2 separate regions of the Homo sapiens genome follow, and region 2 is linked to region 1. Evidence: read pairs that join two places in POLR2A ChIA-PET (ENCODE). Cell type or tissue: PC-9. All regions are shown on one strand. Each heading gives the region's core, and the rest is flanking DNA. Links, peaks and the distances in the headings are about the cores only. Region 1 has its middle 16 kb from the start of LINC03004. Region 2 overlaps LOC105378021 (a long non-coding RNA gene).

Region 1 (4,407 bases), core at 110-4,109:
TCTGTGACAATCTGAGCATTAAAAGTATTAATAACAAAGGCCGAGTATGGTGGCTCATGCCTGTAATCCCAGCACTTTGGGAGGCTGAGGTGGGCAGATCACAAGGTCAGGAGTTCGAGACCAGCCTGGCCAAAGTGGTGAAACCCCGTCTCTACTAAAAAATACAAAAATTAGCTGGGTATGGTGGTAAGCGCCTGTAATCCCAGCTATTCAGGAGGCTGAGGCAGGAAAATCACTTGAAACCAGAAGGTGGAGGTTGAAGTGAGCCAAGATTGTGCCAGTGCACTGTAGCCTGGGGGAAAAAATGAAACTCCTTCTCAAAAAAAAAAAGCATTAATAAGAAAAATGAAGTATAACCCATGGATAAAATTGGAATCTATATATTCATACTAATAATAGGGAAGAAGGGAGAGAGGAAGAGAGGCAAAGAGGAGAGAAGTGAGAGAGGGGAGAGAAGAAAGAGGAAAGGGAGAGAGAGAGAGAGGAAAGGGGAGGGAGAGAGACATTTCTTATAGAACAAAAGAACACCTACCAATAAATGTGGAGAGAGTGGGTAAACATGTAATATCAACAGTTTACAGCCATTATAGCAAACTTGAATTAGAGCAAGAATCAAGTTTAGGAAGAAAAGTGTGATGAGGAGTAGAATATTTGCATGGGCTTAAAGTGTCTTTCAACATATTGCTTACTAGTTGCAAGGGAGAAAATAGAAATTCTATAGTGAAGAAAATGAACAAGAGTTTGATCAGGTGATCAAAATTAATATAATGAATGAATGAGGAGCAGATGGATATTTTATGCCTGGGATACCTGAGGAGGACACAGAATTGTTTATGTAGTTTTGTGGCCAGGGAGGAAACATCAGCAAACCCAAATGGAGAAACATTCCATAAAACTACTGGCTTTTGCCATGAAAGGCAAAGGAAAGACTAAGGAACTGATCTAGGTTAAAAGAGACTAAAGAAACAGACAACTAAATGTAATCCATGGTCCTGTACTGGCTTCTGGACTGGAAAGGGTAAAAAAGTTATAGAGGACATTACTGAGATAATTGGAAAAAATATACATAAAACTATTGCATCAAAGTGTCCTGAATTTGATAACTGTACTATGGTTATGTAAGAGAATGCCAGGCTGGGCACAGTGGCTCACGCCTGTAATCCCAGCACTTTGTGAGGCCGAGGTGGGTGGATCATGAGGTCAAGAGTTCAAGACCAGCCTGACCAACATGGTGAAACCCCATCTCTACTAAAAATACAAAAATTATCTGGGCGTGGTGGCACACACCTGTAATCCCAGCTACTCAGGAGGCTGAGGCAGGAGAATTGCTTGAACCTGGGAGACTGAGGTTGCAATGAGCCAAGATCACAGCACTGTACTCCAGCCTAGGTGACAGAGTGAAATTCTGTCTCAAAAATAAATAAATAAATAAAGAATAAAGAATGTCCTTAGTCTTAGGCAATAATTAGAAAATATTAAGAGGTAAAAGAAAGTGTAAAAGGCTTACCCCTCAAATGATTCAAAAAATATAAAAGAGTACAGACATGGGCAAACAGAAAAACAATGATTTTTAAATTGTGGTTAAAATGTTAAAAATTTTAGAAATCTGGGTAAAGGATATATGAATATTTTATGTATTGTATAAAAAATTTTGTAAGTTTGAAATTATTGCAAGAAGTTTTTCTAAACATATGATTAAAAGATTTAAAAAATTCTGACTGCTCTTCACCCAAATAGATTGAAATTAGTAAGAAATGGCTCTAATTTGTAGTACCCTGGGAGCCTGTGAAAATTTCTATAATGATACCCACCTAGTCTCTATGAGTGAATCACACGCCAGAAACATCTGCCCTGTGATTCTATGGAGATTTCTGACATCTATAAATTTGAAGGAGTATGTTTGAGAAGAAAAGCAGAAGTTTCCTGCTACTTAAGTCTAGAATGAAACAGGATTCATAATCTCTATATTTCGGAGCTAATCAAGTGGCAATGTCAATGGGGGAAATCCAGGTCAACTTTAATTCCCATCATGACTAAGTGGCAGAAAGACTCAGAATACAATGACCTAGAACTGACCTCAGGGAGAAATCACAGTCAAATCAAGATCGCTAATTTCCAGGATTCTTGGTAAGGATGACTCAGCAATTCATAAATCTCAACATTTACAATAAACACAAACCTACGTCACATGTCTTTTACTCTCAAATAGGTAGTACAGTACCAAGCTGCTTCTCAGGACTACATATAGTGTTTATATATTCTTTAAAAAGATAAGTTCAGATAGAGACATAGTTTACCAAGTATAAAGGAAATGTATATAACCGTCTTAAATGTATTAGACATTAAAAATCTAGTATGCTCATTACCCACCTTGAATTTCTTAGCTCTGGAAGATAGCATATTCTTCAAAAGCTATCAGTTTCATTACCTAAGAAATAGAGACAATATTGATTTTCTTCAAATGTGTTCAACCCTTTTGTTCAAAAAGTAGTCATGTTTTCATTTGAAAGAGAAATCCTAGAAACTGTGTGGTCTGATTGCTTATCCGTTGGTGTATTCTCATAGCATCTCTGGCTTCCCTGTTGATTTATAATACAGCATCATTCAAGGTAAAAAAGAAATTGCTACACTGTGAGTCAATTCATTGCAAATAAGGAATACAAGTTTCAGCTCTGATGTTGATTGTATGATTTAGAGCAAATAATTTATCTCTTTTGGCCTTAGGTTTGTTTGGTTGGTTGGTTGTTTTTGTTTGTTAGTTCTTTGAGACAGGGTCTCACCCAGTCACCCAATTTGGAGTGCAGTGGCGCAATCACGGCTCACTGCAGCCTTGACCTCCTGGCCCAAGTGATCTGCCACCTCAGCCTCCCAAGTAGCTGGGAGTACAGATGCATGCCAACGTGCCTGGCTATTTTTTTTTTATAGAGACAGTGTTTTGCCATCTTGCCCATGCTGGTCTCAAACTGCTGGGGTCAAGTGATCCACCCACCTTGGACTCTCAAAGTCCTAGGATTACAGGTGTGAGCCATAATGCCCAGCCCAGGCCTTAGTGTTTTGTTTTTGTTTTTGTTTTTTATAAAGTAAAGCTTCACAAGAAGGGCAAGCAAAACAGTGAGGGTTCTAGAAACCATATGACTTAGAGAATGGTTACCAGAACTGGAGAGATGTCAAGTTTAGACTTGAGGGTTGGATTTGGCTTATGACAGCTGCCTTTCCATGGTGATGAAGGAGAAGAGTGAGACTTGGTATATGGCTCAATGAGCAGGATGAAGCTGTGAGGTGGAAGCGCCAGCAAAGTGGATGGTAGAAAAAAGTTTAAAATGCTAGAGAATTTCCTAACAATTGAGCTGTGCTACAAGGAGGGAACTGTTTCAGGGGTCACTAGTGGAGCCAAAGGAGACCTTAGATAATTTGGAATAGCAAAAGTTCAGCATCATGCAAGATACTGAACTTCTAGATAACCAAAACACCCAATTCTTTTTATTTATTTATTTATTTGTTATACTTTAAGTTCTAGGATACATGTGCACAATGTGCAGGTTTGTTACATATGTATACATGTGCCATGTCGGTTTGCTGCACCCATTATCTTGTCATTTACATTAGGTATTTCTCCTAATGCTATCCCTTCCCCCTCCCCCGACCCCATGACAGGCCCCTGTGTGTGATGTTCCCCGCCCTGTTTCCAAGTGTTCTCATTGTTCAATTCCCACCTATGAGTGAGAACATGCGGTATTTAGTTTTCTGTCCTTGTGATAGTTTGCTCAGAGTAATGGTTTCCAGCTTCATCCATGTCCCTACAAAGGACACGAACTCATCCTTTTTTATGGCTGCATAGTATTCCATGGTGTATATGTGCCACATTTTCTTAATCCAGTCTATCATTGATGGAAATTTGGGTTGGTTCCAAGTTTTTGCTTTTGTGAATAGTGCCACAATAAACATATGTGTGCATGTGTCTTTATATTAAAATGATTTATAATCCTTTGGGTATATACCCAGTAATGGGATCGCTGGGTCAAATGGTATTTCTAGTTCTAGATCCTTGAGGAATTGCCACACTGTCTTCCACAATGGTTGAACTAGTTTACAGTCCTACTAACAGTGTAAAAGTGTTCCTATTTCTCCACATCCTCTCCAGCACCTGTTGTTTCCTGCCTTTTTAATGATCGCCATTCTAACTGGTGTGAGATGGTATCTCATTGTGGTTTTGATTCGCATTTCTCTGATGGCCAGTGATGATGAGCATTTTTTCATGTGTCTGTTGGCTGCATAAACGTCTTCTTTTGAAAAGTGTCCGTTCCTATCCTTTGTCCACTTTTTGAGGGGGTTGTTTGATTTTTTCTTGTAAATTTGTTTAAGTTCTTTGTAGATTCTGGATATTAGCCCTTAGTCAGATGGGTAGAT
Region 2 (4,407 bases), core at 325-4,324, 340 kb after region 1:
TTGGTTACATGAATAAGTTCTTTAGTGGTGATGTGTAAGATTTTGGTGCACCCATCACCTGAGCAATGTACACTGAACCCAATTTGTAGTCTTTTATCCCTCATCCCCTTACCACCCTTTTCCCCTCAAGTCCCCAAAGTCCATTTATCATCCTTACCGCCTTTTGCATCCTCATAACTTAGCTCCCATTTATGAGTGAGAACATATGATGTTTGGTTTTCCATTCCTGAGTTACTTCACTTAGAATCATAGTCTCCAATACCATCCAGGTTGGTGCAAATGCCATTAATTTATTCCTTTTTATGGCTGAGCAGTATTCCATGGTATATATGTACCACAATTTCTTTATCCACTTGTTGATTGATGGTGTTTGGGCTGGTTCCATATTTTTGCAATTGCGAATTGTGCTGCTGTAAACATGTGTGTGCAAGTATCTTTTTCATATAACGACTTCTTTTCCTCTGGGTAGATTTGGTGAGAGCTTGTCCTCTTTACCTCTGAGTAGATTTGGTGAGATAATGATGGTGAGACAAGCTAGAAAGAAATATGATAAATGAAGAAATATATTGTCAGTAACTGTGCTGGGAACTCATATATTTGGTACATGAAAATGACAAAGGGAAACTGGTTTTGCATGAAGCAGGAATGGAAAACAAGAAAAATTCTGACTTGCCTAATGGTAAGAGGAGTAATGGTGAGTACACAGTCCACACCAGAGAGGACCACAAAGAAGCATCATATCCTGGAAAGAAGGAGCAAGTTTTCTCTATGGCAAGGAGGTAGGATAATCATCATGTGATAAACTCGAGAGTTGTAGGAGACTGGGGACATGATCAAGGTATTGGAGGCAGCACTGGGTGAGAGCACAAGTCGGAAGGTGAGTGACACTGAGTGAGGCCAAGAGAGGAATTGCAAGGTGATATGCGAATGGGAATGAAACTTGCAGTTGACTGATTTTTTTCATTTGTGTCTTCTGCATTTATTTCTTAATTCATGTATTTTATCAGTATGGTCATGGATTTTATACTTTATAATCCAGTATTTTGTTATTTATTTTGTTGGTAAAATTGTTCGGCTTTGGCTATTGGGAGCTATTTTGGTTGGCTCCTGTGTCTCTTTGGCACATCCCCATTGTTTGACGTAGCCCCACTGTTTTGTTTTTTGAGCACAGCCTTACACTCTGGCATGACAAGATGTTCCAGGCTTATCTTGTATATTCTTTCCATTGGCCCTGGGATCCATCATTTCTCCCAAGAACTCTAGTTGCTTATATTGGAGAACGGCATTAGAAACCAGAATTTGGATGCTAGGTGTGCTTGCTGTTGCTGGGGTGTCGTGGATAGGCCCTCTCAGCAGACAGAGCTAGAAAATACATGCACACTAACCCACATATATATGCATATCTGTAATTAGTTCTATATCTATTCATCTGTGTCTATGTTAAGCTAGATATCAGTTCATTCTGATGTCTCCAGATCTAATCCAACATGGTTCATGGTGGCCTTTCTCCTCACTCAGCTGTAACCTTTCTCTCCAACAGTGAAAAGCCCTGGCTCCCATAATCTGCCATCCATTTTTTGTTTGTTCAATTGCAGTACACATGTACAGAAGTTTCAGAATTAACTCACACCCTCATGAGAAACAACCTTGCCAACTAGAATACAACATTTATGTACAATTCCTTTTGTCCTTAGTCTTGTAGTTTCCCGTCAAAGCACCATTTCCCAGTGTGACTTAGGTCAGCCATTTTTTCTCCCCCACTCCCACTGGTTGATTTTTAAACTGCCTTATTTATGTTTGGATATGTCATTATCAAACCATTTTCTACTCCATTTCTAAGTGTTGGCTTCTAGAATTTTAATCAGCCTAGCTTTTTTTAGCTTAATTTTTTAAAAAGCAACATGTTCCCTCATTTTCTCTCTTTTAAGGATATACTACAGTCATATCAAGCATGAAATTCTATCTTTCCTAGCTCATTAATAAATATAAACAAAATACTATTGGAAAAAGACTGTTACAGGTAGATGTGATAGAAGCTGGCTAGAGTGAGCAGGTTCACAAGAATCCTTGTGCAGGCAGAAAGTGTGACTCCTGGAGGCAGAGAAAAGGAGTGAAAGACTTGGAAGAGGTCTTCAATGATGGTTGAGGGTGAAATTAGCACACTGCCTTTCTTCAGTGCTATGTGCCTTAGGAGGAAATTAGGCAACAGGAAATGTGAGTGGTTCCTGACTTTCCAGAAGGTCAAATGTGACAATGGAGACTTTCCAGTACCATCAAGAGAGGATAGTGGAACTATTTCCACCAACAAGGGGGCTCTAACTGAGGGGAATTTTGATCTAACTGAGGGGAATTCCTAGCCACTTTAAAGATTCAGCTCACAGCATGGATGCCTGGGGAACTGGGAAGGTAAACACATAAGTGGGTATGCACTATCATTTTGCACACTACTTTGAAATGGCAGGTGTGTTTGAAGTAATCCATTGAAAGGCAAATTTTGCTTTCCCAGTCATAAACCAACATTCCACAGAGACCTAGGCTGTAGGATTACAGTAACTTTGATGTCCAAGAAATAGTCATAAAAATACCTTTAATAATAGAAACTTAAGGGATCTTTGTCATTTGACCTTCTGGTTCCTGATCATGAGACAAGCTAGGGCGGAACTTGTAAAAAAAAAAAAAAATCGAGGTACAAAATTGTTGGGATTTACCCGATTTTTAAAAAATGGAAAAATGTAAAGTCACATGTTTTAGGGTCATCTCGTTAGACTACAAAGTCAACAGACCTGGAATTCCGTTCAACTGAACATATATGATTAATGAGTGCCAACAACAAACATTCTGCTAGGCTTCAGGGCTTTCTTTCTTTTGAGATGCAGTCTCGCTCTGTTGCCAGACTGGAGTGCGGTGGCACAATCTCAACTCACTGCAACCTCTGCCTCCCAGATTCAAGCAATTCTCCTGCCTCAGCCTCCCAAGTAGCTGGGACTACAGGCACATGCCACCACACCCAGCTAATTTTTGGAGTTTTAGTGGAGACAGGGTTTCAACATGTTGGCCAGGATTGTCTCCATCTCTTGACCTCGTGATCCACCTGCCTTGGCTTCCCAAAGTGCTGGGATTACAGGCATGAGCCACCGTGCCTGGCCAGGGCTCTCACATAAAAGTGATTCAAACACAACAGTGCACATAGGAGCTTACAATTCAGTCAAGGGAACATGAACAATACACACACAGATAATGGTTGCATAGACTTCATGGTGAAGGTAGCCTTGGGGATGGGCCTAAAAAATGAATAGGATGTCACAAGGTGGAGATGAGAAGGAAAGCACTTCAAGCCAACTGACCAACAAAGCACAGATGTAAAAAATGCATGGTATTTGAGGGCAGGGTCAGTAGTCCAGTTTGGGGGTAGTAGTGGTTTTCAGAGTGTGATTCCCAGAGCATCTACTTCAGCATCACCTGAGAACTTGTTAGAAATGCAAATTCTCAGGTTTCAACATCTGACCCAGTAACTGCACCCTTAGGCATGTATTTCAAGAGAGATGAAAACCTATGCCCATGTAAAAACTTGTGCATGAATCTTTATAATAGCATTATTCATAATAGTCAGAAAGTAGTAGCAACCCAACTGTCCATCAACTGATGAATGGATAAATAAAATGTGATATATCCATACAGTGAAATATGATCCAACTATACAAAGGAATGAAATAATGATACATGTTACAATATGAATGAAATTTGAAAACATAGTAGTAAGTGAAAGAAGCCAGACACAAAGGACCACATATTATGTAATTCATTTTATATGAAATGTCAGAATAGGTTAATATATAGAGAGAAACAGTAGATTAGTGGCTTCTGGGGGCTGGGGACAGGGAGATATGGGAAGTGGCTACTATGGGTGTCTTTTAGGGTGATGAAAATATTCTAGCATTAGATAGTGGTAATAGTTGCAGAACCTTGTAAATATACTACAAACTACTAAATTGTACCTTTTGAGAGGGTTACCATTATGGTATGTGAATTATGTCACAATTAAATAAAAAAAGAAAGGAAAAGTATCATGTCTCACCTGAGTTCTCATGAATTGGAAGCCCAGGTGCTGGGGTCCTACAGCCTGCATGTCTATACCCCTCCAGGGGATTCTGATGCACACTACAGTATGTGACCACCTGGCTAGAGCAATGGGTCTCAGTCCTGGTCAGACATTATTATTAAATAGGAAATTTTTTTTAAGTATCAATTTCCTGGGCCCCACATCCAGAGATCTGATTCACTGGGCCAGGGAATCAGTGTTTTTCAAAAGCTACTCACATGAACCTCTTGTGTACCACAGTTGAGATCCACCAGTCTAAAGCCTAAGGCATGTGTATGTGGATGCTGGAGAGAGAGATTAGAGCCTCA

Evidence for each region. ChIA-PET counts read pairs that join two places held together with the same protein. Peaks named below come from ENCODE experiments on the same cell type or tissue, not always from the same donor. Only the 100,000 strongest peaks of a DNase experiment are listed, where the experiment ranks them.
Region 2: POLR2A ChIA-PET joins it to region 1 with 10 read pairs; 3 of 35 experiments call an interaction of 5 or more read pairs at or near these places.

The regions. Positions count from the first base shown.
Region 1 is chr6:137,679,032-137,683,438 of GRCh38, forward strand. No RefSeq gene overlaps it. Among named protein-coding and RNA genes, the nearest start is that of LINC03004, 16 kb to the left of the region's middle. RefSeq lists an enhancer at 1,962-3,161. In PC-9, for the core only: no CTCF peak of the experiment used is centred there; a DNase peak (open chromatin) is centred at 2,120; H3K27ac peaks cover 2,524 bases.
Region 2 is chr6:138,015,139-138,019,545 of GRCh38, forward strand. It overlaps LOC105378021 (a long non-coding RNA gene), which reads right to left. Exons shown (of 3, transcript XR_943062.2): 3 at 408-534. Among named protein-coding and RNA genes, the nearest start is that of SIMALR, 72 kb to the left of the region's middle. In PC-9, for the core only: no CTCF peak of the experiment used is centred there; no DNase peak of the experiment used is centred there.